Regions from separate parts of the Homo sapiens genome. Here regions 2, 3, 4, 5, 6 and 7 are each linked to region 1. A link is a contact called in ENCODE Hi-C or POLR2A ChIA-PET data. All regions are on one chromosome and are shown on one strand. Each heading gives the region's core, a stretch centred on a gene start or an enhancer-like site at or near the end of the contact. The rest is flanking DNA. Distances are from core to core; before and after follow the strand shown. Region 1 holds the start of PPP2R5C (protein phosphatase 2 regulatory subunit B'gamma). Region 2 has its middle 98 kb from the start of EVL. Region 3 holds the start of EVL (Enah/Vasp-like). Region 4 overlaps YY1-DT (YY1 divergent transcript). Region 5 holds the start of YY1-DT (YY1 divergent transcript). Region 6 has its middle 8.3 kb from the start of MIR6764. Region 7 holds the start of SLC25A29 (solute carrier family 25 member 29).

What was found. Hi-C counts contacts between places; a loop is a spot of excess contacts on that map. ChIA-PET counts read pairs that join two places held with the same protein, here RNA polymerase II (POLR2A). Pooled maps may share reads with other maps.
Region 2: a loop to region 1 is called in a pooled map, with 2.6 times the contacts of the local background. The contact joins the enhancer-like site here to the promoter of PPP2R5C in region 1. A Hi-C loop is called at or near these places in 5 of 50 pooled maps.
Region 3: a loop to region 1 is called in a map with no recorded cell type, with 13 times the contacts of the local background. The contact joins the promoter of EVL here to the promoter of PPP2R5C in region 1. A Hi-C loop is called at or near these places in 1 of 37 single-sample maps with no recorded cell type and 6 of 50 pooled maps. POLR2A ChIA-PET finds 5 or more read pairs at or near these places in 1 of 52 experiments (endothelial cell of umbilical vein).
Region 4: a pooled map shows a loop between it and region 1 (9-fold over the local background). The contact joins the enhancer-like site here to the promoter of PPP2R5C in region 1. A Hi-C loop is called at or near these places in 6 of 50 pooled maps. POLR2A ChIA-PET finds 5 or more read pairs at or near these places in 2 of 52 experiments (GM12878 and PC-9).
Region 5: a loop to region 1 is called in a map of ascending aorta, with 14 times the contacts of the local background. The contact joins the promoter of YY1-DT here to the promoter of PPP2R5C in region 1. A Hi-C loop is called at or near these places in 1 of 168 maps with a recorded cell type or tissue (ascending aorta), 1 of 37 single-sample maps with no recorded cell type and 15 of 50 pooled maps. POLR2A ChIA-PET finds 5 or more read pairs at or near these places in 1 of 52 experiments (PC-9).
Region 6: a pooled map shows a loop between it and region 1 (5-fold over the local background). The contact joins the enhancer-like site here to the promoter of PPP2R5C in region 1. A Hi-C loop is called at or near these places in 3 of 50 pooled maps.
Region 7: a pooled map shows a loop between it and region 1 (5-fold over the local background). The contact joins the promoter of SLC25A29 here to the promoter of PPP2R5C in region 1. A Hi-C loop is called at or near these places in 5 of 50 pooled maps.

Annotation. Positions count from the first base shown.
Region 1 is chr14:101,760,385-101,763,052 of GRCh38, forward strand. It overlaps PPP2R5C (protein phosphatase 2 regulatory subunit B'gamma), which reads left to right and starts at 1,325. Exons shown (of 16, transcript NM_001352913.2): 1 at 1,325-1,536; 2 at 2,521-2,586. The coding sequence starts at 1,510. RefSeq lists silencers at 171-280, 351-500, 561-610, 1,071-1,230, 1,241-1,480 and 2 more.
Region 2 is chr14:99,965,787-99,968,454 of GRCh38, forward strand. No RefSeq gene overlaps it. Among named protein-coding and RNA genes, the nearest start is that of EVL, 98 kb to the right of the region's middle. RefSeq lists an enhancer at 2,219-2,668. Within about 2 kb of position 1,370, at least 3 of the 41 ENCODE cell types and tissues checked have a DNase peak (open chromatin) inside an H3K27ac peak, as active enhancers do.
Region 3 is chr14:100,064,110-100,066,777 of GRCh38, forward strand. EVL (Enah/Vasp-like) reads left to right here and starts at 1,313. Exons shown (of 14, transcript NM_016337.3): 1 at 1,313-1,402. The coding sequence starts at 1,392. RefSeq lists enhancers at 787-836, 1,187-1,276, 1,327-1,406, 1,457-1,596, 1,977-2,056 and 1 more.
Region 4 is chr14:100,212,759-100,215,426 of GRCh38, forward strand. The region is part of intron 1 of YY1-DT (YY1 divergent transcript); the gene reads right to left. Among named protein-coding and RNA genes, the nearest start is that of YY1-DT, 25 kb to the right of the region's middle. RefSeq lists enhancers at 985-1,485, 2,163-2,212 and a silencer at 1,223-1,942. Within about 2 kb of position 1,338, at least 36 of the 41 ENCODE cell types and tissues checked have a DNase peak (open chromatin) inside an H3K27ac peak, as active enhancers do; they include GM12878, where a contact is called at or near this core.
Region 5 is chr14:100,237,310-100,239,977 of GRCh38, forward strand. It overlaps YY1-DT (YY1 divergent transcript), which reads right to left and starts at 1,312. Exons shown (of 2, transcript NR_189150.1): 1 at 1,162-1,312. YY1 (YY1 transcription factor) reads left to right here and starts at 1,835. Exons shown (of 5, transcript NM_003403.5): 1 at 1,835-2,614. The coding sequence starts at 1,936. RefSeq lists enhancers at 897-1,749, 2,587-2,668 and silencers at 987-1,586, 1,647-1,726, 1,877-1,946, 2,437-2,486.
Region 6 is chr14:100,284,353-100,287,020 of GRCh38, forward strand. It overlaps a transcript of SLC25A29 not described here. Among named protein-coding and RNA genes, the nearest start is that of MIR6764, 8.3 kb to the left of the region's middle. RefSeq lists silencers at 827-936, 967-1,726. Within about 2 kb of position 1,304, at least 32 of the 41 ENCODE cell types and tissues checked have a DNase peak (open chromatin) inside an H3K27ac peak, as active enhancers do.
Region 7 is chr14:100,305,194-100,307,861 of GRCh38, forward strand. It overlaps SLC25A29 (solute carrier family 25 member 29), which reads right to left and starts at 1,251. Exons shown (of 4, transcript NM_001039355.3): 1 at 1,006-1,251. The coding sequence starts at 1,039. MIR345 (microRNA 345) reads left to right here and starts at 2,666; the gene lies at 2,666-2,668. RefSeq lists enhancers at 187-753, 1,962-2,031, 2,062-2,231 and silencers at 1,082-1,181, 1,242-1,711, 1,802-1,871.

The DNA.
Region 1 (2,668 bases), core at 75-2,574:
AATTAAAGAATAAAAATAAAATCCTATTGGCGCAGCGGCCACCAAGTCTTTGAGGCCTCGCCTCGGTGGGCGGGGCCGACGCCGGAGGAGAGGGGCTGCGCATGTGGGCGTGACCTCGCGGAAGGAGCTGCGGAGGGCGGGGCCGACTGGAGAGGGGCGGGGCTGTCGGGTGGGTGGGACCTCGCGGCAAAAGCTGCGGAGGGCGGGACCAACCAGGAAAGGACGGGACTGTCGGGTAGGCGGGACCTTGCGGGAGAAACTGCGGAGGGCGGGACCAACCAGGGAGGGGCGGGCTGTCGGATGGGCGGGACCTCGCGGGAGGAGCTGCGGAAAGCTGAGCTGGTGAGGGGAGGGGCTGGTCGAGGGGAGGGGCTGGTCGAGGGGAGGGGCTGGCCGAGGGAAGGGGCCGGCCGAGGGGAGGGGCCGGTCGAGGGGAGGGGCCGGTCAAGGGGAGGGCCCGGCCAAGGGGAGGGGCCGGTCGAGGGGAGGGGCCGGTCGAGGAGAGGGGTTGGTCGAGGGGAAGGGCTGGCCGAGGGGAGGGGCTGGCCGAGGGAAGAGGAGGGGAGGGGACGGGCTGGTCGAGGGGAGGGGAGGGGAGGGCAGGGGACGGGCTGGTCGAGAGAAGGGGAGGGCAGGGGACGGGGTGGTCGAGGGGAGGGGACGGAGGGGAGGGGAGTGGAGGGAGAGGAGGGAAGGGGAGGGGAGGGAAGGGAGGGGAGGCGGGGCCCAGCGGTGTCCCGCGAAACTGCCGCTCGCTCGGTTCCCGGGCCTCCCCGTGCGCCTCAGTGCAAAGCGTGCCAGGCACTCTTGACTGCAACGAGAGCCGCGGCGGTGAGGGGGCAAGGCCAAGAGGCCACGGTTCGCGTTTCGCCGGCTGCAGAAGTTGTTGCCATACATTTCAAATGTGCATTTCCTACGTCTCACGCTCTGTCTTGCGCCTCCACAGCGGGCCACGGCCCTGTCACCGCAGTCGCAGCCACATGCTCCCTCCCCTGAGTCGGCTCAGCTCTGCTCAGCGGTCAGCCCCGCGCCAGGAGGCCGCGGCCTGCCTGAGGCCGGCTCGCAGCGACTCGGGACGGAGGGCGGGGGCGTGAACGGGTCGCGCGGAGAGGGTGGGGGGAGCGGGGAGCGTTAGGGTACGTGGGGGCGCGTCGACCAATGGCAGGGCGCTGTTGAGTGCAGCGGGGCGGGGCCGGGCGCGGGGGTGGGGCGAGCGGCGGGCGGGGCGGGGCGGCCGGCCGGGGGGTGGGAGGAGAGGGGCGGGGCGGGCCGGCCGGGGGAGGGGCGGAGAGACGCCGCCGCTGCCGCCGCCGCCGCCGCCGCCGCCGCCGTGGCTGCCGCAGCCTCTGGGAGTCTGGAAAAGGGGAAGCGAGAGCAAGCGAAAGACTCAGTCCCCGGGCGGCGGCGGCGGCGGCGGCCGCGGGGGCGCGACGGCCGGGGCGGGGGCGCTGCTGCTGCGGGGGCAGGCGGCGGCAGGGGCGGCGGCGGCGGCGGCGGCCCGCTCCAGCCATGCCGAATAAAAACAAGAAGGAGAAAGTGAGTCCGGGCCCGGCCGCGGGACGGAGGGAGCAGGGAGGGACTGCCGGGGGAGGGCGCGACGGCACCGGGGTCCTGCGCCCGGGCCCCGGCTCAGTTCCCCGCCTGACGCCGCGGGCTTCGCGTCCCCGAGGGCGGCCGAGCCAGGCATCCCCGGGCTTCTCTCGGCCTCATGCCCGGTGGGGGCGGGGAGCCCGGGGATCGCGCCGGAGCCGCGGGGCGCAGGCCCGGGCCGCTGGGACCTTCGTGATGGGCCGGGGCTGGGCGTGGAGGGAGGGCGCGGCCCGGGGAGGGGGTCGGAGGGGCGCCCGTTTCCGACAGCGCGCCGTGGGCTTGGGCGGGCAGGTGCGGCCGCCGAGGGGGTTCGCAGCCTCGCAGGCTCCCGGAAAGGAGCTTCAGGGATGGGGGCTGTAGACGCCTGGGGAGGGACCCCTGTACGGGGGAAAGGGAGCGAGAAGGGACCCCGCTGAGAGCTGGTAAGGAATTCTCTGCCGCCCCGGAGGGACGCTCTGGGGCTCTCGAACACTATTATTATCCTGGGTGGCGGCGGCGGTGAGGGCTGCGAGCAAGGGTGCTGCGTTTGCATTCGGGGGGGCGGGTATGTTTCTGCTTCAGGTGGAGCTCTGTAGCGTTTCATTATCACCCCAGAAATCCTCACTCATAGGGTTTAGGGTGGGAGGGTAGAAAGGGATGTGATGTGGATCTCAAAATGCCAGAAGCACTGTATAAAATTGGATTTATCTGTTTTCTGCTTGAAGTTTTCAACCTCAAATGCAGATAAAACGAAAAGAATCTGAATGGGGGTTGGGGGGCATTGCACTGTTGGAATCCTAAACGGTATGATATAGAATTTCCTAATGGTATGAATTAAAAATATCAGAAGCTGTAGTTGTATAAATCACTTTTAAAACTGCATTTGGCTTATCTGATGTTTACCTGTCTAAAAAGTGAGAAGACTAATTGACTTTGCTTGATGTTTACCAGGAATCACCAAAAGCAGGGAAGAGTGGAAAAAGTTCAAAAGAAGGACAAGACACAGTAGAATCAGAGGTAACTGTCATCAAATATTGACTTTGTATTTTATACACAGCTTTTAACTTCAGGTAGAAAAACCGAGAGTGATAAAGCCTAG
Region 2 (2,668 bases), core at 120-2,619, 1.8 Mb before region 1:
AAATAAACCCATCACATTTGGAACATAAAAAAAAAAAAACAAGCTAAGTCTGATTAAGCTGTGTGGGCCCCAGTACCTTCAAGGCCTGTCTCCTGTGGTACCAGAGTGATTATTTCTATCTTATCTCCTTTACAGCTTGGTCTGGAGTGCTGCCTTAGACTCTCTGATGAATCTATTCAAACAGCTGCCTCTGTTACCTTGACTCGTCTCAGATTTTGTCGACCCGAGGCAGGTCCTGGCACTAGGAATGTTAGATTCTATTATTTTGACTTGCTCCAGGTTAGGGAGAAGCCCATGCAAGGCTTCTACTGACCGTATGCTTTATTTGTAGCTTTGATGTCTGGGCACCGATTGCCCTAGGTTTAACTATTTGCTCAGTGTTAAGGCAGCGCTGTGGAAATCTGTGTAACTGGGGTGCTGTGCAGGCCTGTCTGTCGACTGTCATACAGGCCCGTCTGTGTGATTGTCAGGGAGAATTGGCCTGCCACAGTTGTGACAGACCACATGGCTTTGAAAAAGCCAAAACTATTTACCAGCTGGTCCTTTGCAGAAAGTGTACTGACCCTTGTTCTGCAGGAGTGTCTTTTGTTTTTCACTGCCTCTAATTAATTTCTTAATTTTGAAATAATGTATTTTCTATTCTCAAGATTTTTTTGTTTGTTTTCCAATTGCTCTTAGGCAAGATCTTCTTGACTCTCCTCATCACTTCTCTACGATTCCCTCCTTTAGACATGCCACATTCTGACTGCGCAGCCTGGCGGGAAGACCGTGCCTCCCTGGGTGGGGAGGCTGCAGCCTTTAAACTTCCCAACACCCCGACCCCTGACACGTCTGCTCGCATTCGGATGCCCGGGCCTCCCGGCCTCCTTGCGAATGAAGTGCCGGCGGCTCCCACAAAGGCCTGGCTGCCACAGTCCCCACGGTAATTGCGAGACAGCAGGCAGGAGAAGTGAGCGGGAAGTTTCTTCCCCAAAGCTGATGGTGAACGGGCCCCCAAGCTGGGACCCGATGACTAGCTGGGAGTGAGGAGAGATTTTGGCTTTCCTAGGTGTGAGCTGGATGGGGCTTCCCTTCCCAGTGGCCTCAGGGCTCCTGGGAAGGGGCACGGGCTCCAGGGGGACCCTTAGGCCTCTCTAGGATGGCTGGCTGGTTGTCCCAGGCATGTACTTGGCTTAGTTTTCTTCTTCAATTAAGTGGAGACATTAAGTTCCCATAAAGTGGGAACACTCAGACTTGGCTGCAGAACAGCAGGCCTGCTCCCGCCCAGCCCTGTGACACAGCCAGGTGGGAGCAGGTCCCTGGAGAAACTCCAGCCAGCCTGCCCACTGAGGGGGAGCCTCGGGAAGTTCACAAGGTTTGCAGCAGGGAGGAGCCTGGCCCCTCCCCTTCCTGCGTGGAACCCGGGATTCCGACTGCCAGGCCGGGCGGGAAGCGCTCTAGCGGAGGGACTCTGGCCTTGCGAGAGGAAAACCAGAAAATTCTGTCATGGGGCTCTGGAACCCCCATGCTCACCCGCTCCCGCCCTGGGGAGTATACTTCTGCTGTCAATAAATCTCTGCTTTTATTGCTTCATTCTTTCCTTGCTTTGTTTGTGTGTTTTGTCCAGTTCTTTGTTCAAGATGCGAAGAACCTGGACACCCTCCACCGGTAACACTAGGTCCTCCTTTCTCCTTGCAAACAGTGGCACTAAGAAGTTGCCCTCCACAAGACAGGTAGCAAAGATTTTCCCCCAGCCCCGTCTGGCCACGCTTCTTATTGATGGGTCCAGATCTCTAAGTCACCCCAGCAGAAGGCTGGAGTGCTCCCCGGTATGACTATAGGGCCCTCATCCCAGAGTCACCCCTCCTGCCTTCAAAGCCAGTAAAACATGATCTTAGGGAAATCACTTTTGAGTGGGGGAGCCCGAGAGAGGTGAAATTAAAATAAGCTCCAGGCCGGGCACGGTGGCGCACACCTGTAATCGCAGCACTGTGGGAGGCCAAGGTGGGTGGATCACCTGAGGTCAGGAGTTCAAGACCAGCCTGGCCAACATGGCGAACCCCCATCTCTGCTAAAAATAAAAAAATTAAGCTGAGTGGGCATGGTGGCGGGAGGCTGAGGCACCAGAATTGCTAGAACCAAAAAAAAAAAAGCTCCAGCTTTGACCCACAGGCCATCTTCAAGGTGTGGAAGCCAAAATGGACCAGAAGTAATTTCTATTTCCTGCCAGATAGAACACAAGCAGGAGCCGTAGTTGCCAAAAATGCCCGCGCACACAGGCTAGTGGTCTCTGACCCTCCCAGGGCACTGCTTGGGTTGGAATGGCGGCGCTCACGCAGGATTCCTTCAATTCTGCACTGTCACAAGCCCACAGGGCTGGAGAGGCTGGCAGCACAAAGAGGAATGAGACTCGCTTGCTGGTCTCATGAAGTTCACAGCCTAGTTGGGGAGCCTGCAAGTAAGAAGACAATCCCGATGCAGGAGGGCAGGCGTGTGACCCCGAAACAGTGTAGAGAAGGAGCCTGCAGCCTGTGGTGGGGGAGGGTGGTGCTGAGCGGTCCAGGAGAGACCTGACACATAGCAGGATTGAAGATGATTTGCCAGGCAGGCTGAGGCAGTGAGCAGGGCAGGAGAGGAGGCAGACACGTGCCGAGGAGCGCAAGGCACATTAAACGAATGGATGAATGAA
Region 3 (2,668 bases), core at 63-2,562, 1.7 Mb before region 1:
CATTAAAAGCCTTTTAAAATGCATTTTTAGCATTCAAAGTGCATTCATCTCTCCAATTAGAACTGATACTTCTTTTGTACTGTACTCTGTACAGCTGTTTTTCACTATATCAATAATATTTTAATGGATCTATTAAATATTTGCTAACATTATCAACCTCTTCTTTTCTAAACCATAAAAGTCCTTTAAGGACAAGTACAGTCGTTCTCAATTTTTTGTCTGTGATTTCTAACACAGTGCATGCTTCTTAGTGAGTTCTCAGTAGATTTTGAAAGAAAGATTGGACTGGATCTTACCTTCATGAGAACCCTGTGGAGATAGGCAAAATAAGTATAACCCCATTTTACAGTTGAGGCCACCCACTTAATAAACAAGTGACAAAGCCAAGTTTCCAGTATTCCTCAAGTGTTTTCCTTTCAGGCTCTAAATTGCTGACTTAAATGTCATCATTAGAGAGAGTTGTCTCCTCGGTAGAAGTACAAATTTTGTTCCAGAGTCAAATATGAAGACTTGATCAGTGGCCTGGCGCGGTGGCTCACGCCTGTAATCTCAGCACTTTGGGAGGCCAAGGCAGGCGGATCACCTGAGGTCGGGAGTTCGTGACCAGCCTGACCAACATGGAGAAACCCCGTCTCTACTAAAAATACAAAATTAGCTGGGCATGGTGGCACATGCCTATAATCCCAGCTACTCAGGAGGCTGAGGCAGGAGAATCGCTTGAACCCAGGAAGCTGTGGTGGCGGTGAGCCAAGATCGTGCCATTGCACTCCAGCCTGGGTGACAGGAGTGTGAAACTCTGTCTCAAAAAAGAAAAAAAGACTTGATCAGCTTATAGCCTTTATCATCTAGTCTTCTATTCTCTGGAGAGTCAGTGGGGACTCTTCCGAGTTCTTGTAGCCTTTTCTTAAGGCCTATAGGAAGTCATCTGTGCTGAGCCTGCACTTTCTATAACAGATGGAAAACTGAAGCTCAGACATCTTAAGTGGCATTGACTTAGACTATAGAGCTAGTTAGTGGGGGGCCAGCACCATGACCTGGCCCCTACCTCCAGCAGGCTTCACCCACCCTTGCACCCTTGCAGGAAGCACTTAGAGGCTTGAGGTTGCCAGCTGTGGGGGGTTGGGCCTGTGCAGTGCCTCTCAGCCGCCCACGCTGGTGGGGCTCTGCAGTGTTAGCTTCTTGTTTCTCTATTTTCTACCTAGGTTTCAGTTTTTCACTTGGGTTTGTTTCCCCTTTGTCTCTGGTTCAGCTTCCTTTTCCTGTTTGGTTTTAAGTAGGCTATAAAAATCAAGTTGCTGTCTTCAGAGGGTCTGTGGTCCTCTGATCAACATAGGCTGGTGGGAGTACAGGACTCGCCTCCTCAGGGTTCCCTGTGCTGCCACTTTTCAGCCATGGCCACAAGGTGAGTATTGGAACCAGTGCAGGGGACAGAGGGATGTCAAGAGGAAACCTAGAATCTTAACGGTGAATGGGCTGTAGAAATTATCTCAGGTCCCCTTAGTATACTGATCGAGAAGTCCATGACCAGAGGGCAGGGGGCTTACATGAGGTTACACAGCAGGTTAGTGACAGTCTGCTCCCTCTCTAGCCGCTGGTCTTTCCATTACACAGGCCTGTGTCTCTTGATGCCTGTGACCTTTAATGGCTTCTGAGTCAAGGACTTACTTAGAAATTAGCACCTGCCTCTCATTATAGGGAGGAGGGTCTGAGCCATCTAGGGGAATTGTTGTTTAGCTCAGAGGTACATTTGGTGAGTCCTGGCCCTTCTCTCTAGAATGACCCGAGACTGGTTGTTTTTTCTAAATATAGGCAGAGAGGGTTCTTTTTATGATAGGAACTTCATGAACTTAATAGCAAGAGTCCTGACCCTCCACTTGAGAGACTTGTGGACTTAGGCTATTGCTGTTGAGCACATGTGTGAATACCAGCCAGTCTACAAACCGCACTCCTCATTGAGATTGTTCTCTCTAAAGGTGAGATTACATTTTGGACCTGCCTCTCCCCTGCCCTACAACTCTGAAAGATTATAGATGATAGGACAGACAGACTTTTATCCTGTGGGGTTTGGGGCATTTGTTTGATTGACTCATGACAGCTTTGTTTTTTAGCATAAAGTAACAATCCCTCACTTTGAAAATTATTTCACAATTTCCAAAGTGCCATTTCGCCAGTTTTCTTATTTGAATCTTTTAGCCGTGTTAGATTGATGAGAACGCTGTCATCACTCCTGTTTCGTAGCTGAGAAAACCTCTGAAAAGTTGTGGGGTTTGTCCAAGGTCACATGGCAGGTTGGGGAAGGAATGGAACCAGGGTTTAACGAGGTTGGCCTCATCCGGTGGTTTTCGCAGCACGCTACACAGGCACAGAAGCAGCTTGCAGTGAGTTGTTAAAATTGACGTGGTGATAGGTAGAACTTGTCCAGGGCTGCTTATTTTCCAGTTGGCTTTATTTCTGATCCTGTCATTTTAGTAACTTTCCTTTAACTTTAGAGGACTCGTGAGTGGAGCTTTAGAAAACAGAATGCTTTTCATTTCAAAGGCATATCAACTTCCAAAGTCATTTTCAGTTGTAAATTACATTGTGAAAACTTCTAGCAGCTTATTCTACCGTGTCAATTACTAATTGCAGAAAATTATATCAAAAGTAAATGAGGCACAGCAATTTCTTT
Region 4 (2,668 bases), core at 88-2,587, 1.5 Mb before region 1:
TCCATCCATCCAATAAACATGCGTTGAGCACCAGTATTGAAATGGGCCCTAGGGATGGAGCAGCCCCAGCCCAGGCCTTGCCTAGCTCAGCCCAGCAGGAGGCCAGGCCTGAACACAAACCCCTGAGATCAACACACAGGCTCTGTGTGGAGCTGGGAAGATACTAGACAGCAAGAGAAGAGAGGAAACCCCATGCTGGGGGTGGCATGGGGTAGGGTATTTTCAAGGAGACAGGAGGTTGGGGTGGCAGAGGGGGCAGGGGGATGGGAAGGCCCAGCAGAGGGAACAGCATGTGCAAAGGCCCAGAGTATGAAAACTGGCTCTGTGCTTCTCTTTAGGCAAACACCGGGGTCAGGGAGGCTCTTCCTCTCTGCCCCTCCCACTGAGCTCTTCACACCCCGTCACATGGGTGGGGGTTCTTAACCTGGGATCCACAGAGAGAGGGGAGGGGAAGGGAGGTCAGAGGATAGAAGCCAGGGGGCTTCTGAATTTGGGTTGAAGGAATGTATGCGATCTCATTTTCACCCACCTCTGATATTAAAATTCCCACAGTAGTAGGTGTTAGCTGTCCCTGTGACTTTGTCACCAAGAGAAACCCAGATATATTCATATCACATTTCAGCTGTTGCAGAAATCTCTAAATATCATTTATACTCACTGGTATTTCAAAATCATGGTGAATATTAGACTTGCAACTTTAGTCTTGTTATTTAATGTGTGAGTAAAATACATTATTACATGTGTGTTAAGAATTTTATTAACTGTTACTGTATTTCTTTTCTCTCTTTCCTTCTGCAAGTCTCACTCTGTCGCCTAGGCTGGAGTGAAGTGGCACCCATCTCGGCTCACTGCAGCCTTGACTTCCCAGGCTTAAGGGATCCTCCTGCCTCAGCTCCCGAGTAGCTGGGCCCTCAGATGTGCTCCACCACGCCCGGCTAATTAAAAAAAAAAGTTTTTGTAGAGACGGTCTCACTATGTTGGCCAGGCTGGTCTCCAACTCCTAGGCTCAAGCGATCCTCCCGCCTCGGCCTCCCAAATTGTTGGGAAAACCGGCGTGAGCCCCGCGACCAGCCAACTATTTACCATAGTAGCCTTCCTTCCTAATCTTGTTATTTTATTCATCTAAAAATATTTTGAGAGGGGCTTTGTAGGCTTCCCCAGGCTGCGTCAGGGTCGGGATCTAGAGCGAGGACCAGGCTGGGGCGAGGGCGCCGTGTTCTCAACTGCAGGGCCTGAAGCGGGGCGGGAGGGTAAGGGCGCACACTACCCAGGCAGGGACAGGGACCCCGCAGAGCCTGCCAAGGGGCAGCCACGCGGCCCACGGAGCCGGAGATGAGGGAGGAGCCTGGCCCGCGCCCGGCCCCCGCTCGGGTCGGTGTAGCCCAGCCCCAGCCTCCCAACTGCTGAGGATGAGAGCAGGGCCGCGGCCTTCGCCCGGCGCAGCGCCTGCGTTCCCGCCGCCCTTCCCAGTGCCGCGAGGAAGCTGCGGCAGGAAGAAGGGCGGAGGTGCCCCGGGCGCCTGAGACGCCCGGCAATGGCCCCGCTACTCTCGCCGCGCACACGCAAAGCCGCTTCCCAGGCAGTTGCGGCGTTCGGGGCCCGCTTCCTCTCGGGCCGGGCCTTCGCCGGCCGCCTGCCCGTACAGGTGTCCCCCGGCTCCGTGACTGCGACTCTCCCAGCGGAGAGGGTCTCCCAGGAAGCAGGGGCGAGGAGCCCTCGAAGGTCTCGGGCGGCAGCGGCTCTCGGCGCAGAGGGCGGAGGGTACGACCGCGACACAGGCGGGGCGGCAGCTAGCTCGCGAGGTGCACCCGGCACAGGCCCCGCCCCGCGCTTCCGGCTCTCAGGGCCCTCGTGCCCCGCCCCGCCCTCCTCCCCGGGGCCCCTCGTCCCCCGCGCCCGCCTAGCCCCGCCCCGGCTGTGCTGGATCCTCGACGCCCATCGCCAGGGGTGGAATCCCAGCCCCGCCTAACACAGGTGGAAAGAGGCGCAGAGAGGCCTAGTGACGAGCTGGGATCACAGGGAGTTGATGGCAGCGCCGGGAGAGCCCAGGCTCCGAACTCCCGGGCTGGGTTCTGCCCCTACAGCCCGAAAAGAAAGCAAGGGAGCCGGTGAGGGTGACACCCAGATAGGGGCGAGATGCACATTTCGTGTTCCCAAGGTGGTGTCTGTAGTAAGATAAGTGAAACTCGAGGCCCAAACGAGGACAGAGCTCAACACACATTCTATTTTTTCAAGAAGGCAGGGAGGCTCCGAGTCAACCTGCTGAGTCAAAATCCAGACCCCAAGCATTCCTAAGCCGGGCCAGCTTCAGCCTCAGTGCCCCACGCCTCGGTTTCCTTATCCGTAAATTAGCGTAGTGTGTAGCTTGTACTTACTCAGGTAGATAATTATACGCCTTTTTAAAGCGGAGAAGAGAAGAAATGCTCTCATCCATTAGCAGTGGGATTCTGGGTGATTAAAACTCGTTTTTCAGTGCTCACCTGTCGAGTGAAAGCTGTCTTATTTCCACTCACTGGAGAGCTCTGGAGACTGGAAGCTGTGAGTCTTGGTTACTGATGTATTCCAGCTCCATATGGTGCCTGGTGCTTCGTATGTTTTGTTGACCGAATAAGCAAGTAACTGGAAGCATATACCCATCCTCTCGGATCACTCACTTGGGTAGGGAGTG
Region 5 (2,668 bases), core at 62-2,561, 1.5 Mb before region 1:
TCAGATTCAAAGAGAAAACGATCTAATTTGTCACTCCTTACACTAATATTCTCAAAAGTCAAGTCCAATGCGATTTAGCAATAAGAAGGGACTAGGATTTATAAAGTTGCCTTTTAATGAGAATGTATAGTCTACTTGTTTTAACAAGTTGAGCCTAAGATTAATGTATTGCGTACAGTTCAGAAAATCATGGGCCTCAACTGCATGAACACTATTACAAAACAGTAAATGTTGATAATATTTAAGTTGAACAAATTCACAGAGGCGTTAAATCGGCCAAACGAGTACAACAAAGACACACCTTTCCAACTCTTCAATTTGTCATAGTTTCCTTAAAAATCAGGAAATCTTTGTTTTGCTTTAAGGCAAATTGTCAGGTCGACCAAAAGGACAGATAAGAGCAGAAACACTTCGCTGCAATGTAACTCATTCAGGAAGGTTTAACTTGCCGCTAATCCGTGCCACAAAAAAAAATCTAGGCTCTGTTGCAGGTACAATGGAGGACACGGCTGAAAAAATTTGGAATTTTAAATGAGACAAATGCAAAACCTGGTGGGCGTAAAAAGGAGCACCTATGAAAGTGACAAATAGGGGGAAAGGGTGGGCAAGGGAAACAATGGCTGACTGGAGAGCAAAGAAGGGGAAGCTCAGGAGAAAATTTTAGAAAGCCGCCAGGACCCTGTAGTTCTAAGATCTACGGGGAAACAGGCACCCAACGGCTGCGTCTCAGGTTTCCGCGGGTCACTAAAGAATAACGGACATCCTCCCAACGGTGGCCCTGGGGCTCCGCGGGCGCTTCCGCCGAGCTCGCGCCGACCCCGCGCTCGGCCCCGCACCCCGCCGGGCGCTCGCGGCGAGATACCGGACGCTGCCCGCGTCGCCCGATTTTGTCCGTTCGGTCCTCCACACTCACCCCGCGGCCATCGCTCGCCCGAAGCCAGGCGACAAGAACAAACACCTCCCGACGCGAAAAAGGAAGCACAGGCGATTCTCGTCAAAGCAGACTTTATTGGGGCGACAGGGCCGCCCCGCACGCGCCAGCCGCTCCCCGCGCGGCCCCCGGGCCGCCCACCCGCCTCAACCCCGCTCCCGGCCGGCCCCTCCCTCCCTTCTCCTCAGGCTCCCGCCCCCGTGGTGCCCGGGGCCGCGCGGACCGCTCACCGGCTCCCAAGGCAGCGGCTGTAGCGGCGACGCCCCGTTCCCGAGTGCGGCCCCGGCCCGAGGCGGCGGGTTTTGTGGCTGTTGCACCGCGAAGGGCGGCAGCCGCGCGACACCGGGAAGCGGGAGGCGGTGGCGGCGGCGGCGGCGCGCTGACGTCACGCGCCGCGGGCCAGCCAGGGCGCGTGCGAGCCGCCCCGCCCCCGGTCCCATCGGCCCCAATCCGGGAGGAGCCCGGCGAGTGGGCGGGGCCGCGGAGGCCAGCGGACAGATCGATTGGCCGAGAGGAGAATCGAGAGGGCGAACGGGCGAGTGGCAGCGAGGCGGGGCGGGCTGAGGCCAGCGCGGAAGTCTCGCGAGGCCGGGCCCGAGCAGAGTGTGGCGGCGGCGGCGAGATCTGGGCTCGGGTTGAGGAGTTGGTATTTGTGTGGAAGGAGGCGGAGGCGCAGGAGGAAGGGGGAAGCGGAGCGCCGGCCCGGAGGGCGGGAGGAGGCGCGGCCAGGGCGGGCGGTTGCGGCGAGGCGAGGCGAGGCGGGGAGCCGAGACGAGCAGCGGCCGAGCGAGCGCGGGCGCGGGCGCACCGAGGCGAGGGAGGCGGGGAAGCCCCGCCGCCGCCGCGGCGCCCGCCCCTTCCCCCGCCGCCCGCCCCCTCTCCCCCCGCCCGCTCGCCGCCTTCCTCCCTCTGCCTTCCTTCCCCACGGCCGGCCGCCTCCTCGCCCGCCCGCCCGCAGCCGAGGAGCCGAGGCCGCCGCGGCCGTGGCGGCGGAGCCCTCAGCCATGGCCTCGGGCGACACCCTCTACATCGCCACGGACGGCTCGGAGATGCCGGCCGAGATCGTGGAGCTGCACGAGATCGAGGTGGAGACCATCCCGGTGGAGACCATCGAGACCACAGTGGTGGGCGAGGAGGAGGAGGAGGACGACGACGACGAGGACGGCGGCGGTGGCGACCACGGCGGCGGGGGCGGCCACGGGCACGCCGGCCACCACCACCACCACCATCACCACCACCACCACCCGCCCATGATCGCTCTGCAGCCGCTGGTCACCGACGACCCGACCCAGGTGCACCACCACCAGGAGGTGATCCTGGTGCAGACGCGCGAGGAGGTGGTGGGCGGCGACGACTCGGACGGGCTGCGCGCCGAGGACGGCTTCGAGGATCAGATTCTCATCCCGGTGCCCGCGCCGGCCGGCGGCGACGACGACTACATTGAACAAACGCTGGTCACCGTGGCGGCGGCCGGCAAGAGCGGCGGCGGCGGCTCGTCGTCGTCGGGAGGCGGCCGCGTCAAGAAGGGCGGCGGCAAGAAGAGCGGCAAGAAGAGTTACCTCAGCGGCGGGGCCGGCGCGGCGGGCGGCGGCGGCGCCGACCCGGGCAACAAGAAGTGGGAGCAGAAGCAGGTGCAGATCAAGACCCTGGAGGGCGAGTTCTCGGTCACCATGTGGTCCTCAGGTGAGCGCCGGCCGCGCGCCCCGGCCCCGGGATGTTTTTGTTTTGAAGGGAAGC
Region 6 (2,668 bases), core at 54-2,553, 1.5 Mb before region 1:
TGGAAGGGTCCTCAGGGCTCCCCGACTGCCCGCCATTGTGACCGTTCCCCTCGGTCCTTGCTGACCTCCCCACACGGCCTTTCTGCTAACAGGGTCTCAGCACGTGATTTGAACTGCAGCGGTTCCCTACTTCCTACCGAAAAATCCAGTCCCGCCGACCCTCAGAGCCCAGTCCTGGCTTTATCTCATTTTTCAGCCTTTCCTAATGGATCACCTCTTGTCCTGTCCCTCCCCTCCCTCTTGGAGTTTTCGTTTCCAAAGCTTACCTCTCCACCTCCAGGGGCCCTGATTCGATCAATGCAATTATGTGCCAGGCCCTGTTTTAGGCAGGAATGGCATTGCCCTACTGGCACTGGCATGACATCTGGAGGAAGGAGGATAAGGCTGTGATAAATAGGGGCTAGGGGCCGGACGCGGTGGCTCATGCCTGTAATCCCAGCACTTCTGGAGGCCGAGGCGGGCAGATCACCTGAGGTCGGGAGTTTGAGACGAGCCTGACCAAAATGGAGAAACCTCCTCCCTACTAAAAATACAAAATTAGCCGGGCGTGGTGGCGCATGCCTCTAATCCCACCTACTCGGGAGGCTGAGGCAGGAGAATCGCTTGGACCTGGGAGGTGGAGGTTGCTGTGAGCCAAGATCGCGCCACTGCACTCTAGCCTGGCGACAGAGCGAGACTCCGTCTAAAAAAGCGGGGGGGGGCGGGGTAGCTAGGGAGGGAGAGGAGGCAAGGAGGCAGGACGGGGTCTGAGCACGCCCCTCAGGTGTTTGCATGGCTTCTTCTTGGCCTGCCACGTGCGTCTGTACCGGACCCTAGGAATATCCCGGGAGCTGGTGGCCAGCCCTAGCCCCTGCCCGCCTGGCCTTTGGCCAGCACTTAGCGCGGGCAGCCCTGCCCGCCCCCAGACCCTTCTGGGGACTTGGGCCGCGCCTTTGTCCCAGCCCTTCCCTGCCACCCTGCAGTGCTCCAGGGCCTGTCCCCCACGCTGCTCTGGCGGGCGGCCCCGGGGGCTTCTAGACCTGCGCCTGGGCCCCCACCCGCAGGGTGCGCCGCCGCCGCCGGCCGCAGGAGGGCACTGTGCCAGCGGGCCCCGGGGCTGGGCCGCGTCCGCTGTGGGGAGGGGCTGCGCGTGCGCAGCGCGGAGCGGCCCGGACCTCGCGGGGACCCGAGGCGCGGTGGGGGCTGTCCAGAATCCCTGAGTGTGGGGTCCCCGCGAGCCGCCGCCGCTTACGAGCGTCCCCCGCGCGGAGTGAGCCCAGGGCCACGGGGGCGCGGAGATTCAGAGCCCGAGAAACGCGGAAGGAGGCTGCGTGCACCCCACCTGCCCGAGGCCTCGGGCGGAGGAGACTCCCGCCGCCAGGGCCACAGGGACACGGGGCAGGGCGGTGCGGCGGCGACGCCCGAGGAGGGAGGGGCCACATACCAGGGGGCCCCAGCTAAGCAAGGCCCTGGGACGCCCCCCCTTCCCCCCGGTGGAGCAGCGCCCCCTGGAGGGCGGGGTGGGAGAGGCTGCGGTCCTGGGATTAGGGGGCGGGCCCGGGAAGCGGGGAGACAGGGCCTTGGGGTGCCGGCCCAAAGGGACGTCCTGGAGCCCTCCAAGCTGGGGATGCTTTTCCTCTCCCCACGGAGAGCTCCACCACGGGCGTGGCGGGGGCTCCTACCATCACCCTGCCTGTAGGTTCTGGAGCCACTCCGGCCGCCCCAGCCCCTCTCCAGCCCATCACCGCTTCACCCTCTGCCCCCAAGCGTGTTCTGGCCTCACAGTGTACATTCCGTCTTCCCTGGCCCGTCTCTGTATTGCCTGGCAAAACCCAACCTGGCCCTGTACTCAGCAGCCTCTGCTCTCACCCATTCATTCACTCATTCATTCAGCATGCTGACTTTGCACCCCTGGCCCTCATGGAGCTAAGGTAGAGGTTGGGGAGATAAACAAGAAACCGGCCAGTACTGTCACAACACCAAACAGAGCCCACCATGTTCCCCTGTGTCTGCTCTTTGTCCTGTGTCCTCACCATCCCCAAGGATATTCAAGCCAGATTTGAACTTACTCATTCACCCAAACTTTGTGGGACATCATTACAGCTGGCGTGGTGTTGGCTGGCCTGGCAGAGCATGGCTGGGGGGGGGGGTGTTGCTTGCAGAGGGGCGCTGGTGGGGGCGTCTGGCATTCCCCACGATCCTGGGGGAGGTCAAGTCGGAGGAGAGCAAGGCTGAGCAAGGAGCCCCTGGGGCACAGGCCCATTCCCCTCAGCCTCTGCCCTATCTCTGCTGTGCCCTGATCAAGGTGGACACTGGCCCCACCGCCTTTCCCAGTTCCCTGGGAAGTGGCCTCTGGACCCAGCAATGCATCTGCCTCTCCGTGGGTAGGTGGGTACCATGAGGTCAGGGGTGTGTAAGAAGCAGCAAGGAAGCTGAGACCCAGGAGCATGGGACCTGGACCCTTGCCCTGGCCAGGCCCCCTCTGGTTCTTGCATTGCCGCTCCAGGGTTGCCTGGCCCCAGCTGATCCTGCTGAAGGGCAAAGGATGGGCTGACTGGCTCCTGGCGCTGGCTTCAGCACCAACTAGCTGTGTGGCCTTGGACAGGGACCCTCCCCAACTGGTACCCTGCACTGCAAAATGGGGGTGCCAGCACCGACCTTGTATGGCTGTTGGGAGAATGAAGGGATG
Region 7 (2,668 bases), core at 1-2,500, 1.5 Mb before region 1:
TCCGACGCCACAGATTTAATACTTAAGGCCACCGCTACCCACTCTTCCGCCAGGGCTCTCAGCGCTGGCCGGGAGCTGAGGGTTTATTCGAGCCAAATCCAAGTAGATGAAGAGGCGGTGAACAAGGGCAGGTGCTGGGAGAAAAGTGGGACCAAACAGGGATAAGCGGCCGGCCCTCTCAGCAACTCCCGCCGCCAACCACCCTCCCCCGCCCCCGACATCTAAATCCTGGTGAATAAATTAACCCTCAAGGTAAAAGCAGAGAAGCCAGAGGCCCAACAGGGAAGTGCCGTGCCCGACGCCCACGGTCGGGGCATGGGAGAGCCTGGACTGCACGCCCGCCCGGGCCCTCCCGGGGACAACTGCATGGGAGGAACCCCAGAGCCGCGACCGCGCCTCGGAGAAGGTGCCCCACACCGGCTCGCCCGACCCACCCACCACCCCCCTTCCGCCCCCAACAGCTCACAAAACCGCGTAGGAAGGGGCGGCGTTCCAAGGCGTGACTCGGCGCCAGAGTGGTTCAGTGCCCTCCAAGGCCAGCCGAGTAGGGGGTCGGCTCCGTAGCCCCAACCCCGCTGGATGGCTGCGCGGGACGGGGTGGAGTCAGTCCCGAAATATACGGCCGGGGGAGGGGACCCTGCTCCCAGTGCGCAACGGATGGGGATGGGGGAGGGGAAGGAGATGAGCCCGGGACCTCGGCGCGGGGGGCAGTGGGGCATCCTCCCGGCAGTCCTGGCCTCCGCTCAGCCACGGTGCTGCCCCGGCGCCCCAGACCTCCCGTCCGAGCGTGCCCAGAGAGAATAAAGACACCTGCCCTCGCGGACAGCCCGGGCCTGAAGTCAATTTACGCCCACGAGACCCGCCCGAGGCAAGAGAACTGTGGTCCCCATTCACAGACGCGGCGACCCCCGCCAGCGGGAAGCCGCGAGGCCAGGGCGTGCTGGTGGGCCGACCTCCCTCCCCGGACGCCTCGCCCCGGCCCGGCCCGGCCCGCCGCCTCCTTACCCCCCGCGCATCCAGCCAAGAAGTCCAGCGCCATGGCCGGGTCCCCGGCGAGGCCGCCTTTCCTCCTCGTCCTCCCCCTGAGGCCCCTCGCCGGGCTGGGCGCCGTCGGGGTCCCCGAGCGCGCGGTGCCGGGGCTGGGCCTGGCCGCTCCTCCTGGCGCGGAGCCCGGGCAGGCGCGGTCAGGGATGGTGGGGATGGCGGCAGCAGCTAGACCCGCGCTGGTCCCTCGGCGGCAGCTGACTCGCTGGATCCCCTCCGGCCCGCGGTCCCTCACCTCGGGCCGCGCGCCCCGCCCCTCGTGCCTGCCGGCAGGGCCCGGGTGGGGGCGCCGAGTGAGGCCAATGGGCGGGCACGGCGCGGACAACACCCCGGGCACTGCGCTTCGCCGCCGCGCCTCATTGGCCGGGCGTGCGCGGGAGGCGGGGCGCGGGGGACGTGGTGGGCGCGCGGGCGGGGCGCGGGGACGCCTCAGACAAAGAGCGCGCTGGGTGCGCAGGTCCGGCGGGAGGGGACGCGCGGGGTGGCGGGGTTGAGCCGAGGACTCCCCCACCCGGAGTACGCGGGGTGGCTCTGGTCTGGACCGGGTCGGGAACCGGACCCTGGGTTCGGAGTCCGGCGCCGCCGCAGAACCTCAGCGCCCTAGTCTGTGCCGTGCGGACCCTGCCGCGAAAACGGCCGTGGAGCGCCGGGACGTTCCGAGGCCCGCAGACTGGGACGCCGCTAGTTGCGAAACTCCGCGAGCGGGAATCGCCCGTGGGGAGCCTCTGCCCGTCCCGCCTGCGCGCCCGCGGCGGCGGTGGCCTCCGGGGCTTCCGGACTCCTGGCCGAACCCGCCGGGTTCTGGGGGTCGGACGCGCACGGGCGCTTCCTGCGGAGCCTGAGGCTGGGATTTGGGCGGAGAGCAGGGAACCTTAAAAGGGAAAGGGGCCATGGGCAAAGGGCGCAGCAGGCCTTCGGGCCACAGCTCCTTCCCGAGGACTGCGGGTCGCGGGAGCCGCGGAAGGTTGTGGAGAGAGGGAGGTTCCTGGACTGGGCTGCAGAGTGGAGTCGGGCCAGATCGCAGCGCCTCCGTCAGCGGCGGCCGGACGGGGCGAGACCGGAGGGGCTCGGTAGGGGCCGCGCTCAGGCGCTGAAGTCGGAGGGTGCTTGGCTCTGGGTCACCAGGGTATCCATGGGCTGCGGGGATGAATGAGAGCCGAGTCTGACTCGGCCCCCCAGGAGTCCCTGACATTCGCAGTGGCAAGGGACTGCCCTGGTCCCTGTGGAGCGTCCCATTCGGTGACTTCCCACCAGCCCTTCCCCAGCGCCTCTGGAGGTCCAGACTGTCAGGTTGGAGCCTGGGAGCAGGGACGGGCCAGGCGCTTTCTCTTCGCTGTAGGAGTCAGATCAGCCTTAGGCCGGGCCCAGCTTCCTTCTTTAGGGCCTGCAGGCAGGCAAGGCCACACCGTGTGCCACGTTTCCAGGTTTAGGGTCACATGGTTCTTTTATCCAAATTCCAGTGGGTACCTACCTCCTGGAGGTGCAGGTCGAAAGGTTCTGTGTATTTGGTACTAGGACACACAGGTAGGTGTTGTCAGTAGTGCAGCCTGGTGCTAGGGGCAGGGGTCCCCAGTGCTCATGTTAGTTTCCTTTTAGAGTCTAAGTAGAATGTTAAGCAGAGACC